Regions from separate parts of the Mus musculus genome. Here region 2 is linked to region 1. A link is a loop called in an ENCODE intact Hi-C map of the cell type or tissue named here. Cell type or tissue: left cerebral cortex. All regions are shown on one strand.

The links. Hi-C counts contacts between places; a loop is a spot of excess contacts. Peaks named below come from ENCODE experiments on the same cell type or tissue, not always from the same donor. Only the 100,000 strongest peaks of a DNase experiment are listed, where the experiment ranks them.
Region 2: it touches region 1 in a loop (4-fold over the local background); 16 of 42 quality-filtered maps call a loop at or near these places.

Annotation. Positions count from the first base shown.
Region 1 is chr1:39,679,741-39,682,240 of GRCm38, reverse strand. It overlaps Rfx8 (regulatory factor X 8), which reads left to right. Exons shown (of 15, transcript NM_001145660.1): 11 at 1,243-1,399. Among named protein-coding and RNA genes, the nearest start is that of D930019O06Rik, 30 kb to the right of the region's middle. In left cerebral cortex, a CTCF peak has its summit at 1,493 (motif pointing right); a DNase peak (open chromatin) is centred at 1,491.
Region 2 is chr1:39,987,732-39,990,231 of GRCm38, reverse strand. Map4k4 (mitogen-activated protein kinase kinase kinase kinase 4) reads right to left here. Exons shown (of 32, transcript NM_001252200.1): 11 at 1,190-1,262; 12 at 1-143. Among named protein-coding and RNA genes, the nearest start is that of Map4k4, 88 kb to the right of the region's middle. In left cerebral cortex, no CTCF peak of the experiment used is centred here; a DNase peak (open chromatin) is centred at 1,190; H3K27ac peaks cover 1,060 bases.

The DNA of each region.
Region 1 (2,500 bases):
CTCACTGAAAATGGTTCCAAGGTCTTTGACAGCTGCATCTGTACTGTGTGTGGACAGTCATCCCTTGTCATTGTCCCCTGGACAATACCATGCAATAGCTATTCACACGGAGTGTAGTGTACCAGGCGCCCCAAGTCCTCCAGAGATGGTCTAAGCTGTACAGAAGACTGTCCGGACTGTGAGCAAACACTACGTATGTAAGGGACCTGAGCATCCACAAAACTTGGCATCCATTTCATCCCGCCCACAAGCAGAAGGGGCCCCAGGCCTCATGGCACTCAGCAAGATCCCACCCTGTCCCTTGCCCTGAAAAGTTCCAATCTCCTCAGTTCTCTCTGTACACTGGCATCAAGGAAAAATCCCCAAGTTGGTGCCAAGGGGCAGTGGTATGATGCCAGACCCTGGATGTGGGCCCAAGTCCATCAGAGCTGGAGAGGAGCTTACCAGATCCTCTGTGAACCAGCCCATCCATTAGCACCCAGCGTTTCTTGGGCTCTCGGCTGGTCCTCAAGCCATCCCTGGGCTGCATACACTTAGATGGGCCCATCTGGCAGTGACTATGGTCCTTGATCTCACCCCACCAGAGTTGCGCGTTTGAGCTCTAAAGTGAGCCCACTCTGGGCCAGTCTCTGCTCTTATGAGTCCTTGAGGACATTTACTTCCGTCCCCAATGCCGTTTCCTCCTCTGGAACATGGAGATTGCTGTAGTTTATGGATGACCAAGTGCCTATTGTATGAAGTCACAAAATGAAAAGGTTTCTGTCATCCCCCACTTGACTGCTCAGTAAATCAGCTCCAAAAGGCTAAATTCATGCTTGAAGATTCCCAACAGGAAGCAGAGAGACAGAGCAGGGATGTAGCTCAGAGACGGTGAATGCTTGTGGTGTGCAGGACCCAGAGGGTGACTTCAGAGCAAGGAAAGAGGTAGAGAGGAGAGAAGGCAGGCTTCCGACCCCACAGCTGTCTGCTTAGGATCAAGGACAATGTTATAAGATACTGACCAGCTACCCTCCACTCTCCTTCCTAGAGTAACCTGGGCCTGGGTGTGGGTACTGGGGAAGAGGAAGCTTAGCAGCCCCACATGGGGAGCTAGAAGGTGTCGTGTCATTTGAGATCGGATGTCAGTGCCCACAGCCACTGTCCCTACCCCCTCAACAATAACAGGATGCTCTGTGATGTCCAGGTGGGATTGGCAACGGGAATGCGACACAAATTGATCATTTTCCTTCTCCTCATCCTTAGACGATGAAAATGGTCCTGAAGAACAGCAGGAGAATCGGCCTCTTGAAGTCAGACCTTCGTGCCATCATCAGAGAAGGCACTCTGGATATTTCGAAGAAGGTCCTGGAAGGTGACTCCGACCATGAAGAGGAGCCAGAGAGCCACACAGAGATGAAATGTAACCCTCCTTCACACTCTCCATTTGGGGCGTCACTGGGAAGGTGTCCCTACATCACTGCAGCAGAATAGTTACCTAGTTGAAGGTGCTCACACTTGTCTTCCTGTAGAGGGCGACAGGCAACCCAGGAACTCCCCAAGAGCAGTGGTTCTCAGCCTTCCTAGTGCTGTGACTGACTCTTTAATACAGTTTATACTGTAGTGACTCCCCAATCATAAAATTATTGCATTGCTACTTCATAACTGTAATTTCACTACTGTTTTGAATCATAGTGTAAATATCTGATACGCAGCTCTTGTGAAAGGGTCAGGCATCCCACAAGAGGATCGTGATCCACGGGTTGGGAACCACTGCTCTATAGCATCTGCTCCCAGGACCTTCCTGAGTGTCAGATAGGATGTCAGTGCCAGAGCATGTTTGAGGGGCAAGCACACAGAGAGATGAGACCTCAGTGTTGCAGCTTGACAGTATTTCTTTGCAGACACCCCACCCCCACCCCAGGAGCATGACGGGAGATCATTTGTGCATCTATCTTGCACACACACAAACCCCAGTGTCTCTTCCACACTGTGTGATTGGATGGAGTTAGCTCCATGAGTTACCAGGGTTCTGCTGACCTGCAGTTAGCCGTGTAGACGTCTAACACTGAGCGGCGTAGGGGTTGAGCCGCCCACCATGGCGGTACTCCACAAACAACTGATGTAGAGATCCTCTTGATATTCAGTCATTGCAATCGTTTTCCAAAGAAGGGAAATCTCTCTTCTATAAATAGGCCCAGTTGCTGGTGACACACTGCTTGAGGGACGAGGCAGGGACCTTCCCAGAGTGACTTTCAGGAGGGGAGTTGGGAGTTACCAGAAGTTGGTCATGGGTTCCAGGCTCCTCTGCTCCCTCTGCAGGCATAATCCCTCACCAGTCTGCAAAGCCCTGGCTGCCTGTAAAAATGCAGGCCCCTTGGGGTGTCAGCTGTGCCTCTCTTAGGCTTCTATACAACAACACTGCAGTTTCTGTGACCCAGTGTACACATGGGTTCTGTAGCAAACGCCACCTGCAAAATAATCTTTTCTCTGACTTTGAAGTAGAGTTGACCTGGCTACGGCT
Region 2 (2,500 bases), 310 kb before region 1:
TCTTATACTCCTCCTGCTCCCGGAGCTGCTGCTCCTGCAGAAGCTGCTGTCTCCGCAGAGCCTCAGACCGCTCCTTGTTCTCCTGCTGCAGTCTCAGGAAATCACGTCGCAGAGTTGACTCTCCAGGCACATTGACGATGGAACTGCAGGGGATAGGGTCTGTCAGGGCTCCATGCATCACCTGGGCCTCGTAGGGTGTGACCCAATGGGAACACCCAGTTCCCTTCATGGGGCTACTGACTGGGCCCAGGAGTGACCCAAATCAACAAGTCTACAGGATGACAATGCCTACTGCTCCAACGGCTCACATCATCCTCTATGACTTAGTAATGTCTGAAAATGCAGTCCTAGCAGATAAGCATTCTTTCACGGGACTCTTCTTTCATGTCGGGTCTTCCTCTGGCCCTCTAGTTTTGCATCATGGCACAGAAGTACTAGCACCCACTGGTCTCAGCATCCCTCCGTTCTCATCTGGCCTACACCAAGCCTGCTTTGTTCCCTGACACTATTTTCTATCATCAGAGATGGCAGCAGGCCTCACAGGAGACTTTTCTGCGTTGGGGGCTGTTCCCCAAGCCTGTATCACACAGACTGGCAAGACACACCTCCTTAAACCCGTGTCCCTCTTTGAACTTCTATTCCCAACTCATGGCTCCCATGGGTCTCAACACAACCTTCATCTTGGTTTTGTTCTGTACTCAACCAAAGGTAAGGCCAGAGCTAGAACAGCTGTGGGCGAACCTATTACTAAAGTACAAACATAAGAAAGTAAACCCACTGAGCTAAAGCAGGCAGAAGACACCCGAAGGATGGAGGTCAAAGGCTGGCAACCATATTTGCATGTAGGGAAAATAAGGCTGTGGGAAAGTTTCTCAGCAGAGGGCCTGCTGGCCTCCGAGCTGCACGCTTCTCTGTGTGGGACTGACTTTGGTCCGGCAGCAGACTTGTACCATTTGTGCCTTCTGCAGCAATAAATGCCAAAAGCATTAAATCCTCAACCTCAAACATAAAATTGAATTAAAAACAAAACTAAAAACGAGGCAAGAGTTTGGGAAATTGTTCACAGAGATCTGTCATGGGGTGAGAAAAATGGCAGACAGGAAGCAAGCCAGTGCTGTCCACTGCTCCACGAAAGCCTCACAGAGTGTGGGCAGGCATCGGGGAAGCCTGGGCTGGCTGCCGTCTGTACCTTGGCTCTCCCTCCTGCTCAGGCACTTCCTCCTCCTCCTCCTCGCTCCCGCTGTACTCGTACTCCGTCTCATCTGAAAAACAAGGCCGAGAGAAACAGGAGAGCTCAGATCCTCACAGATGCCCGTGTAGACAAGCATCCCCAGAGTCAGAATGACCAAAACCAAGATGCAACTTGTGAAAACGGCATGGGGAGAAGCGTGTCTGACCTCCCGTCAAAGGTCAGGAATTCTGAGCTGGCTACACTCCCTACAGAAGAGCTGGTCATTCTCCACTGATAAAATCTGAGGAAGTGTATACAAAAAACAAGAAAACCAAAAAACTCAACAGCATCAGCATAGTCACACTCAAGAAAGTATTACACTGACAAATATAAACAGATATCGATACATAGATGACAGAAATAGCAGATGTGTTAAAAATTCAGAGATCTCAAATACTGGTCTAGAGAAATCAAGAAGCTAAAGCAAACGCAGCTCATGTCAAGAAATAAAGAGCAGCGAAGAAAGCACCGAGGCAGACTCGGGGAGAGGGGTCACACAAAAGTAGTCACCACATCCAGCTCTCTGAAAAGATCAATAAGATTGACTAACTCCAAGTTATACTAGTATCATAAAGATAAAAATCAAATTGTTACCATAGAGCCAATGAAACCCAAAAGATCCTTAGAAAATGCTCTGAAAACTTATATTCCAAAGGTTGGCAAGTGAAAAAAAATGAACAAGATTCTAAATGTCTGCAGTTTACCACAATGAAATCTGTAAGATATGAGCACTGAGACTGGGATGGGGTTAAGAAGTGTAAGGCGGGACAGATGCAGGGCAGGTTGTGCCAAATTGTTGAGGATGACCGGACACCAACACTCTCACCACTCCACGAAGAAGAAGGGGAAGACGCTACCAGACTCATCCTATGAAGCCAAGATGACCTACCAGCAAACCCAATAAAGACGGAATAAAAGAACATCAAAGGCCAATTTCTCTAAGGAACATTGGGTTTCTTATATTCTCAACAAAATACTTGAAAGCCATATTCAAGATCATATAAAGACACAACCAAAATGGCTTTATCTCGAGGATGCAGAACTGTGGCAGCCCACACCCCCCAATTTTAATACATGGTGTAAATAAACTCAAGGACAGAGCTCAAAAGGAGAAAACTTGAGCCGGGCGTGGTGGCACACGCCTTTAATCCCAGCACTCGGGAGGCAGAGGCAGGCAGATTTCTGAGTTTGAGGCCAGCCTGGTCTACAAAGTGAGTTCCAGGACAGCCAGGGCTATACAGAAAAACCCTGTCTCGAAAAACCAAAAAA